Regions from separate parts of the Homo sapiens genome. Here region 1 is linked to region 2. Evidence: chromatin loops called from intact Hi-C (ENCODE). Cell type or tissue: OCI-LY7. All regions are shown on one strand. Links, peaks and the distances in the headings refer to the core of each region. The heading gives the core; the rest is flanking DNA.

Evidence for each region. Peaks named below come from ENCODE experiments on the same cell type or tissue, not always from the same donor. Only the 100,000 strongest peaks of a DNase experiment are listed, where the experiment ranks them.
Region 1: it touches region 2 in a loop (2.6-fold over the local background); 1 of 110 quality-filtered maps calls a loop at or near these places.

What each region holds. Positions count from the first base shown.
Region 1 is chr3:98,814,480-98,819,873 of GRCh38, forward strand. DCBLD2 (discoidin, CUB and LCCL domain containing 2) reads right to left here. Exons shown (of 16, transcript NM_080927.4): 8 at 4,723-4,938; 9 at 3,290-3,414. Among named protein-coding and RNA genes, the nearest start is that of ST3GAL6, 54 kb to the left of the region's middle. In OCI-LY7, for the core only: CTCF peaks have their summits at 3,149 (motif pointing right) and 3,363; a DNase peak (open chromatin) is centred at 3,172.
Region 2 is chr3:99,010,168-99,015,561 of GRCh38, forward strand. No RefSeq gene overlaps it. Among named protein-coding and RNA genes, the nearest start is that of LINC00973, 98 kb to the left of the region's middle. In OCI-LY7, for the core only: CTCF peaks have their summits at 2,323, 3,113 and 3,317; DNase peaks (open chromatin) are centred at 2,084 and 3,134; H3K4me3 peaks cover 2,541 bases; H3K27ac peaks cover 3,632 bases.

The DNA of each region.
Region 1 (5,394 bases), core at 281-5,280, 200 kb before region 2:
GGTGTCATGAAGAGAAAATGGATATGGTTGCTACAGTTCCCACCCTCAAGAAACTTAAATTTTATTGATTACCACACATAAATATGGCATAATGTTAGAAAGTGATATATTATGAAAACAAATTGTATATATATATATAAATCCCATTTTCTAAAAACAAAACCAAATGCAGTCTCTGCGTACTCATGCACATGTGCAGGCTCAGAAAAGGGGTAAAATGAATACACCAATTACCCTTGGGTTGGAGGTGATGAGGGAGCAGATGGACTTACATGAGCGGGAAAAGACTGTTAATTCATACAATTCAATGTGAAGATTTGCATTTCTGACCATAAGAGTAACGGATTAGACTTATTGTTCAGCCCTATACGTACCTGAGAAACTGGATAACAGGCTGCCTTGGGCAATAATGACGGAAAGAAGGGAAACAAATAAGGTGAACCCTGCTATTTATTGCCCCAGTACTGTCTATAGAAGAGTTTCCAGGCCACAGTGCAGGGAGAGAGATCCCTAACAGAGCCTGCCGGTCTCACTGAGTTGCAGAGACAGAGCTGAGAGTGGGAGGCCAATAAGGTAGCTAGAATTTGTAGGCAGAGATTAGGAGAGAAGAGAGCTATAAAGATAGAGTGAGTGAGAGAGAGAGAGAGAGACACTTCTAGAATATATAAGGAGTTATCCCTTAAATCTTCAGCTGCATGTAAAGAAATGACCTATGGCCAGTAAAAGAAACACTGGAATGAGTCAGCAGGACAAGTCTCACAGCTCCGTAGATCTGGGAATTCCTTACACTGCCAAGAGGTAGAACAGAGAAACCTCATAATACATGGGATGCTGCAGTGAGTACTTAGAACAGTATTGTCTCAGTGGGGGAGAAAAATAAGAAAACTGAAGGCTGTCCAGGTCCTGCCTAATGAAGTTTAAAAGCAAGCCTTGAAAATATCACATTGTTTCCAGTAGCTTAACTACATTCCAGAATAAAGCTCAAAAATACTTAAGGGAATATTAATAACAAAAAACCCCAGCACCAAACAATGTAACACAATGTCTGGCATCCAATAAAAAAAATTCGGGCAGGTAAAATATGATCCATAATATCAATCAACATAAAAAGACCCATATATGACATAGGATAACATTAGCAGATGAGGATATTAAAAGAGCTATTATATATGCTCCATGTTCCAGAGATAGAGAAAAGCATGAGCATGTAAAGACACACTGGAGACATCTTAAAACTCCCAAACTGAACATCTAGAGATAAAAAATACAGTATCAGAGATAAAAATACATTGGATGGGATTAACAGATTAGACATTTCAGAAGAATAGATTAGTGAACTTGAAGACAAAACAGAAAACTTTCAAACTAAAATACAAAGAGAAAAAGACTGAAAAAAATAAAGAACGGAGCATTGGTGAATGGTAAGATACCTTCAAGGGTCATAATATTCATAAAATTAGAATTGGGGAAGGGAAATATTTGAAAAAAAAAGAACTACAATTTTCTAAATTTGATGCAAATCATAACCTACAGATCCAAAAACCTCAAAGAACCCCACGCAAAAAAAAAAGAAGAAAAATATAAAAAAGCCACATCAATCAAACTGCTTAAAACAAATGATAAAAAGAAAACCTTAAAAGGAGCCACAGAAAAAAAGACATATCACATATTGAGGAACAGAAATAATAGCAGAATTCTTGTCAAAAACAATGCAAGCCAGCAAACAGCAGACAACGTATTTCAATTATTGAAAGGAAAAACCAAAAAAAAAAAAAAACCAAAAAACCACTGATCAACCCAGATTTCTACACTTAGAGAAATTACCTTTCAAAAATGAATGCAACATAGAATCTTTTTCAGAAATATCATTTAATGTTTAGAAGTTTTTATAGTATAAGCCTGAACAATTCTTAACATTCCAAAAATTTAGCTATATTCCACAAGCAAAATAAATGTGATACAAATGAATATGGATGTGGCAGGAGTAAAGAGTAGTCAAGTTTAGGGGCATGAGGTAGAAGATATGTATGGAGACAGTATTGTTATTTTCTTTAACAGGGAGAGGCTCACCAAAGATGAAGTTCATGTGACGCCAAGTAGAAGAGAAGAAAGAGGCCTTGAATAAAAGCAGAGGAGTTAAGATGCATATGAAAGATAATGAGCCCCTGGAGGTTTTTGAACAAAGAGATGAGAAAAGTAGTAATTGAAGACTTTTTAGCAAATCATACATGATAAAAAACAAAAATATATAATCAAAATCAAACTCATAGGAAAGTTTGAAAAAATGTCATCATTGTTTCAGTTCTTTTTTTTCCACTTTGAGACAGAGTCTCCCTCTGTCGCCCAGGCTGGATTGCAGTGGAGTGATCACAGCTCACTGCAGCCTCAACCTCCTGGGTTCAGGTGATTCTCCCACCTCAGCCTCCCAAGAAACTGGGACTACAGGCATGCGCCACCATGCCTGGCTAATTTTCTGTATTTTTAGTGGAGATGGCGTGTTGCCATGTTGCCCAGGCTGGTTTCAAACTCCTGAGCTCAAGCAATCCCAAAGTGCTGTGATTACAGGAGTGAGCCATCATGCCCAGCCCCATAGTTTTGGTACTGATGGGAGACATCTATCTTCCTTAGGCACAAGGACTTCTCCATTTAAAGATCAAAGGGATACACATCTGAATAAGACCCATCTCTGCCTGCTCCCCACCCCTTATCATTTCCTCTGGCTCATTCCAGCATCTTCATAAATTGTTGCTAACTAAAACAAAGATTCCATAATTAGATGCTAGAGCAATTCTTCATGTAAGAAAAAACAGAAGTTTCCCAAGATGAAAGTTGGTGAGATGATCTTCAGATGAATTTTCATCTCTAATATCCTATAATTTAATGCACGTTGGTTTTCAGCTTTTTTCTTTTTTTACCTCTTGCCTACAGAGTAGAAATCTGGGAACAAAGGCTCTCCATCATCTGGTGAATTGAAAAAAGCTTCATAAAAATAAGAAATTACAAGGTCCCTTTTAGACTTTCTTAATAAAGTGTCTAAACAATTCAATTAAAAATGCAATGACAAAAATCAGAAAAGTACTCACCGTTACAATCACCAAAAGGAACCTAGAACTACTGAGAATTTTCTAAAGTCAGTAGAGTAAGGCCAATAACACTACCTAAAATAACCACAAGAGGGTAGTATAAGACATTCTAAACTTCTACATCTCTTTTATACAGGAGAGCTCTGTGACTTGGCAACCACCCATTTAAAAAATGTTTTTTAAAAATACCTTGGTAATCATTTTACCTTATCTTGCTCCACACCAGGCTCTCTGTACACAGTCCATTTCTGCCCATCATCACTGTACAGGATTCTGTAGGCAGACACATAGTAATTGTGCTCCACCATGGTGGATCCAGTGGTTATAATGCCTGGGGAATGAAGAGTTGCTTTCATTAATGCACATGGTCTGATTCCCTAAGTTTGTTCAGCATCAAAGTATAAACACTTGAAATGCACAGCTCGAACATTTCTAATTATGGCTCATTTCCATATCCAAGTGCACGTTTTTGTCATAACAATTACTAAATCCTTGGCCTTATTCCCTTGGAGAGAGAGGAAGGATTATGGGTGGGCATTAATTAAGTAAAGAACTATTCTGTTTTGGTGTCTTGTGTTTATAACGTCGTAAAATAGATTTTGACTACTGGGTAAGATGACTTCCTGGGAATGAACAGATTAAAGATGATTATTGGTATTATTTACAGTACCAAAACAAAATAAATATTTTAACAAAATTAAACCAATCCCAACCAATTATTCCGACCATTTGCTAAGTTCCCCTAAATTAAATTTATACTCTCCACATGTGGAAAATTAATGATCTCATCATTTAAAATGGACTCCTTTAACATAAATTTCTCTTAATGACTGTAGGAGACCGTTATTTTAGATGTCTCAAGACCACTTTACTGAAACACTACCTTAAAAAAAGAGTCTCATTACAATGGAAACAAAAAGCTATTACGAATTAAATACTGTGATGGTTAATACTGAGTGTCAACTTGATTGAAGGATGAAAAGTATTGTTCCCAGGTGTGTCTGTGAGGGTGTTGCTAGAGGAGATTAACATTTGAGTCAGTGGACTAGGACACGCAGACCCACCCTCAATCTGGGTCGGCACCATTTAATCTGCATCAGCACGGCCAGAATAAAAACAGGCAGAAGAAAATGTGAAAAGACTAAACTGGCTTAAGTCTCCCAGCCTACATCTTTCTCCCATGCTGGATGCTTCCTGCCCTTGAACATCAGACTCCAAGTTCTTAGCTTTGGGACTTCTGGACCTTTGACCATAGACTAAAAGCTGCACTGTTGGCTTCCCTACTTTTGAGGTTTTGGGACTCGGAATGGCTTCCTTGCTCCTCAGCTTGCAGATGGCCTACTGTGGGACTTCACTTTGTGATCATGTGAGTCGATACACCTTAATAAACTCCCCTTTATATATACATCTGTCCTATCAGTTGTGTCCTTTTAGAGAACCCTGACCAACACAAATAACTCCTTTTCTCTGCCATGTTTCATAAAATGTGTCTCTAGTAATATTAACATCAGTGAAGAAAATATAAAACCATATAATTACAATTTTAATGCCTTAATTTTCTCTGAAAATCTTAGATGTTACTAGTTTTTCAAATAAAATAAGTGTTACAAATTGCTTTAGAAAATTTTTGTCTCTTAACCTGTTATTTTCTTTTCCTTATTCAAATCTATTTGTAACCACTGGTATTCATCAGTGGCAAAAGCAGCCCAAGGCGGTCCAGGTTTTTTCAGCCTGGCTTTTTTGGGTTTCCAACTGTTCTCTTGCCCTGTGTGGTCAGTCCACTCCAGCACAGATGATGCTGTTATTTGAGGATCCGCGATCACACCAGACTCCATCCCCAGTGTTCCATAACATCCTGAAACAAAGAAAAGACTAAATTTGGTTTCCAGGTATAATTTCAAAATGCATGTAGACCTGCTCACTGAAAACTTTCTATTCCATCTTTAATTAACATACACTACACTAATAATACACTGTAACAGAGAAATTTCAAAACTAGGCAAGTGTTTCTTGGGCATATGTCTTTGTGTATCATTAGGAAACCTACAAACATGCTCATTTATAAGCATGACTGTTAGTTTAATGGAGATACATTATCTTCTCCCTGGGACACTCTTCCCAAATAACTGAGTAACTCACTCCTTTACCTCCTTCAGGTTTTTGGCCTATGTTGCATTCTCCCTGAGGTCTTCCCTGGGAGGAAGGCCCTTCCCAACTTCAATCCAGTCCTCCTTATTTTCCTACATCTTTTATCATATTGTAAACAGTACATTATAAACAGAAATTTATTCATTGCTTATCATCAATCTCT
Region 2 (5,394 bases), core at 278-5,277:
CCTAAGTGAAAACTACCTAGCTGAACCAATTGTAATTCCTAACCCACATAATTATAAGAAAAATAAAATGGTGGTTGTTTTACAACGCTAATTTTTGAGTAGTCTGTCATATGCCAATGTGAACTATAAGAGAAAGAGAACAATAGTTTTTGAAGAGTCATTTTGCACAGAAAGTGAAGAGGAGAGAAGAGTCAAAAAAATTCTAGGGATTGAATATTTTTTAAAAAAAAATTTTGTCATCCTGGTGAACAGGAAAATGAATTGAAGATGTAAGATGAAGGAGAGAAGTTAATACAGATGGCTTTGAGTATATTATATTTGGGATGTGCCAAAAGTAGTGCATGTGTCCACAAAACAATTTGTACAAGAATATTCACAGAACTTTAATGAGGTTTTCCCAAACTAGAAACATGTTACATATAATATTTATTTTTGCAGGTCAAATAAATATATATAACATAAATATTATATGTAACATGTTCCTTTTATTGAACAAGTAATACATGCACATGAACAAAATTCAAATAGTTCAAATTGGTACATGATGACAGAAATAAGCTTTCCTTCCATTTTGGACCCTTTGTATTCTTTGCCAGAACTAACCACTGTAAAGAGTTTCTTGTGGATCTTTCCAAAAACGTTGTATGCTTATGTAAGCTTATGTAGTTATAAAAGACATATATATATATATATATATATATATATATATGTACACACACAATTTTTACCAAAATATGTTTATTATTTTGGTGTACCTGAGAGACAGCTCCATTTAGATTTGCTTTGGTGTCTTCATGATGTCACAGCTTTTCAATGTATGAATATGCCAATACATTGTAATGTGTGTGTGTATATATACCTATATATTATATTTAACATATTTCTTATCAGTGAGCATTTAGGTTGCTTTTAATTAAAAAATTAAAATGGCAATTAGCATGTGTGTTTATACACATATATACATATGTGTATATATACTAGTGTGTGTATATGAGAGTCTATAACATAACTTTCTGAAAATGGAAGAGCTAGCTCAAAGGGAATATGAGTTTTACATTTTAAAACATAATACCAAATTGCTCCCTAAGGAGATTTTATCAGCTTCAATTCAACTACCTAGTTTCTCACATCTTTACCAATGGCTGTTATCATTGAATAATTGTTTTGCCATTCTGATAGTATAATTTCTTCAATTTTTATTTCCTTAATCATCAGTTAGGTTTAGCACTTTTAATGTGTTTTTGGCCAGTTATATTTCCTTTTCCCTGATTTCACCAATTTTCTTGTTTTTAAAGATTCATGGCCCTTTGTATATTAGGGGGCATTAATTATAATGAATTCAGTTGTTAAATATGTATACTTATCAGGAGAAGAGAATGGGTCAATGGAAGGTACATTCTTGAAGTCTCACCAGAAGGGGACAAGAGAATGAAGCAGTGTGACTATATAGTCAGGGCTCTCTTCTCAATAATTCTGAAGATATTAGGGTTTCTGTTTAATGGGTTTTCTAGCTCTGAAATGAGCCTAAATTGAAATATAATTATGATAAAAATATTCTGTCACATGAATAATAATTAAGTGGTATACATTTCATTTAATGAACAGTGGAAAAATGATGCAAAGCATTCTTAGATTTACAACAAAGCATTAGCTCTTGCTCCTAAAGTAGTGAGTTAGCTTGGCTCTCTGGTGGAAGACTCATCTTAGTCTTAGGTATTCACTTCCATCACTCCATTTCTTAAATAGATTAGCAGAGATGGAATGTTTAAAAATTTAAGCACATTTTGGAGTTTAAAAATCAGATGGTATGTTTGTTTCTCTGACAGGCTTTGCTCCATCAGGTGAGAACTATTCTTTCCCAGGTTGAGATCAGGCTTGTGGAGTACCCCAGAGACTGGAGATTTAATGTTCTCTTACCAATGGTGTTAAAAGTGGGATTTAGTGTTCTATGCTCAAATAAGGACAAAGGGCTGAGAAGCTGTGCTACCAGTAACCCTTACAGAAGTCAGGAAGTATGCATGGGCCGCCCAAGGAACATAGTGAGGTTATGAATTGAATTCTCTTCTCGTCACAAGTGGCTAGTGCCCAGCCAACCATGCAGTCCAGCAAAGAAACATTTTTTCCTCTTTGTACTTGAGTGATTGCAGCTGCCACTGTCATTTTTCACTGACCTCCAGGTGACTAAGTTTTTTACAAAGCTTCTGTGCTATACCAAGCATGACAAAAGACCCCAGCTCATGCTTTCGGAGTCTCCAGGTGCTGCCTCCTATCTCCTTATTTATAGGCTTAGCAGAAATTATAATTTAGACACCATTTGCTAGATGAGTTCAGGGTTGAAATGTCAGCCAGTAACTGAATCACTGGCCATTGGGTGCCAGATGTTTATAATCTACTGTCCTGTGGAAACTTTGTTCTTGACAGAGATCTGGTATTTTAAAAGATACGAGGTTAGTCTCCAGATAAAATCTTCTAGTGATATTCATGTTGCTATCTGTTTTTATACAAATTCTGAGGAAGTAGAAGTGCTCTAATTAGAAAAATGTGCTGCATATCTAAAGATATAAAAATAGCAAAGAGATTAAGATGATGGATCAGAGATATGTCTAAGGGAGGAAAGGATGAGTGGTACAATAAGAAGAGTTATCAATGCTTGTACTGTGTATAGGGTATCTGCTGACCCAGAAGGAAACATTTGAGATTTTTGCTGCATTTCTATAAGTTAAAGTTGGCATGATGCGTATAGTAACATCTCTAGGAATAGATTCAGGTTATGTGTCTTTAATAGTAGAGTCACAAAACTGATGCAGTCTCCTCATATGCCCTAGTAGGTGGCAATTTCAATTTATTGCATTATTAATGATGCTTACTTTGATCATTTGATTGAAGTGGTGTCTGCCATGCTTCTTCACTGTAGCATTACATCCTTTTCCTACATCCTTTTACTTTGTACTTAAAAAGTATTTTGAGGGAAGATACTTTTAAAATCAAATAAATATCTCTTTCTTCATCATATTCAATTTACTCATTTATTTATTTCTTATTTAGGTTCCCTGTTTAATTTAGTGGGTTATAATCTGTTACTATCCTTATACATTTTGATACTCAGATTCTCTCAGAGTTGGCCAGCAGGAGTCCCTTAGAGCTGGCTTCTTTGTCCTTTTTGACACTGTCCATTATTTTTTGAGTACTTCTTGAGTTTCTGCCACAACAACATATTCTAGTTTCATTTTGTGTTTTCCTCAACCTTGAAACCAGCCATTTTCCCAAGAATTCCTGGTTCCTTTACATGAGAATTATATTTAAACACTAAAGTTTGGGTACTAGGTGTGCTCATTGATTTGGAGTGTTGCTGTTTGCAGGTCCTTTCCATTGTCACATATAAATATAGTTACTTCTGCATATTTTTAAAATAAAATTTATTGAAGTATAATTTATATACCATAAGATGCACCCATTTTAAGTAGACAGTTAAATGAGTTTTGATAAATGAAAACAAGCTTGCAACTACCTCCCAAATTAAGATAGAGTACATTTCCATCACCCCAGAAAGCTCATGTTCCTTTCTAGTTATTCCTCTCCAACCCCACCTCAGGCAGATACTGATCTGATTTCTATCACATGAGTTGGTTTTATCAGTTCTAAAGTTTTATAGTAACAGAATCATATGGTATATACTGTTGTGTCTGGCTTTCTTGGCTCAGCATAATGTCAGTGAGATTTATTCACGTTATTGCACTTATCAGTAGTTTATTCCTTCTTATGGATGAATCATATTTAATTGTATGAATAAACCATGATGGGTTTATGTCGTTTTCTGTTGACAAAGTTCTGGGTTGTGTCAAGATTTTGCTATCTTAAGTGAAGTGGCCAGAAATGTATATATACGTGTGTTTTTGTGGGCCAATGTTTTCATTTCTCTTGGCTAAATACCTAAAAGTGGAAGTACTGGTTGTATGAGATGTTAACTTTATGAGAAAGTACCACACTCTTTTCCAAAATGGCATTATCAGTTTATTCATCTACCAGCAATGTATGAATTTCAGTTGCTTCACACTCAGTGAGACTTGGTAATATCAGTCTTTTTTTTTTTTTTTTTTTTTTTTTTTGAGATGAAATCTTGCTCTGTTGCCCAGGCTGGAGTGCAATGGCATGATCTTGGCTCACTGTAACCTCTGCTTCCTGGGTTCAAGTGATTCTCCTGTTTCAGCCTCCCAAGTAGCTGGGATTACAGGAGTGCACCATCATGCCCGGCTAAATTTTTTTGTATTTTTGTAGAGAAGGAGTTTCATGTTGGCCAGGGTGGTCTCAAACTCCTGACCTCAAGTGATTCACCTGCCTCGGCCTCCCAAAGTGCTGGGATTACAGGCATAAGCCACTGCGCCCAGCCAGTAATATCAGTCTTTTAAATTTTAGCTATTTGAATGGGTATGTAGTGGTGTCTTGCTATAGTTTTAATTTTTGTTGTGTTGATAACTAATGATGTGGATAATTTTTTATGTGTTTATCATTAAAATATCTTCTTTTGTTGTGTTCAAACATTTTTGACATGTTAGTGAAGCTGTTTGCTTTTTCTTATTGAATTATAAGAGTGCTTTTATGTTCTGGATGCAAGTCCCTTGTCAGACATATGTATTAAAAACATTTTCTTGGCCGGGCGTGGTGGCTCACGTCTGTAATCCCAGCACTTTGGGAGGCCGAGGCGGGCGGATCACGAGGTCAGATCCAGACCATCCTAGCTAACATGGTGAAACCCCGTCTCTACTAAAAATACAAAAAATTAGCCGGGCGTGGTGGCAGGCGCCTGTAGTCCCAGCTACTCCGGAGGCTGAGGCAGGAGAATGGCGTGAACCTGGGAGGCGGAGCTTGCAGTGAGCCGAGATAGTGCCATTGCAGTCCAGCCTGGCCGACAGAGCAAGACTCTGTCTCAAAACAAACAAAAAAAATTTTCTCCCAATCTCAAGTACCTCATCTTTCAATTTTCTCAATAGAGTCTTTCAAAAAATAAAAATATAAAAATTTGCTGGAGTTGAGCTAATCACTGCTTTCTTATAAGCATCACTTATAAAAGTGGTGCTTTTTGTGTCTAAGAATTTTTGCCAACTGAAAGTCACAATGATTTTTTCTATGTGTTTTTCTAGACATTTTATAGTTTTAGCTTTTGGGTATATATTTATAATGTATTTTGAGGGTTTACTTTTGTGCTGACAAAGAAGAAATTAGATTATATAACGCATTTGAACTTTTATGAAAGCTCTAATAAATATGTGGTATCAAGGAAGATATTATTCTTTGTAAACCAAGGGAAAGTAACTTTGGAATTAAGCCAAGATTGGGTTTCCTTAGCCTTTTGGGTGAAAATATTTTGAGAAAATGCATGTAGGAATCAAATTCTTG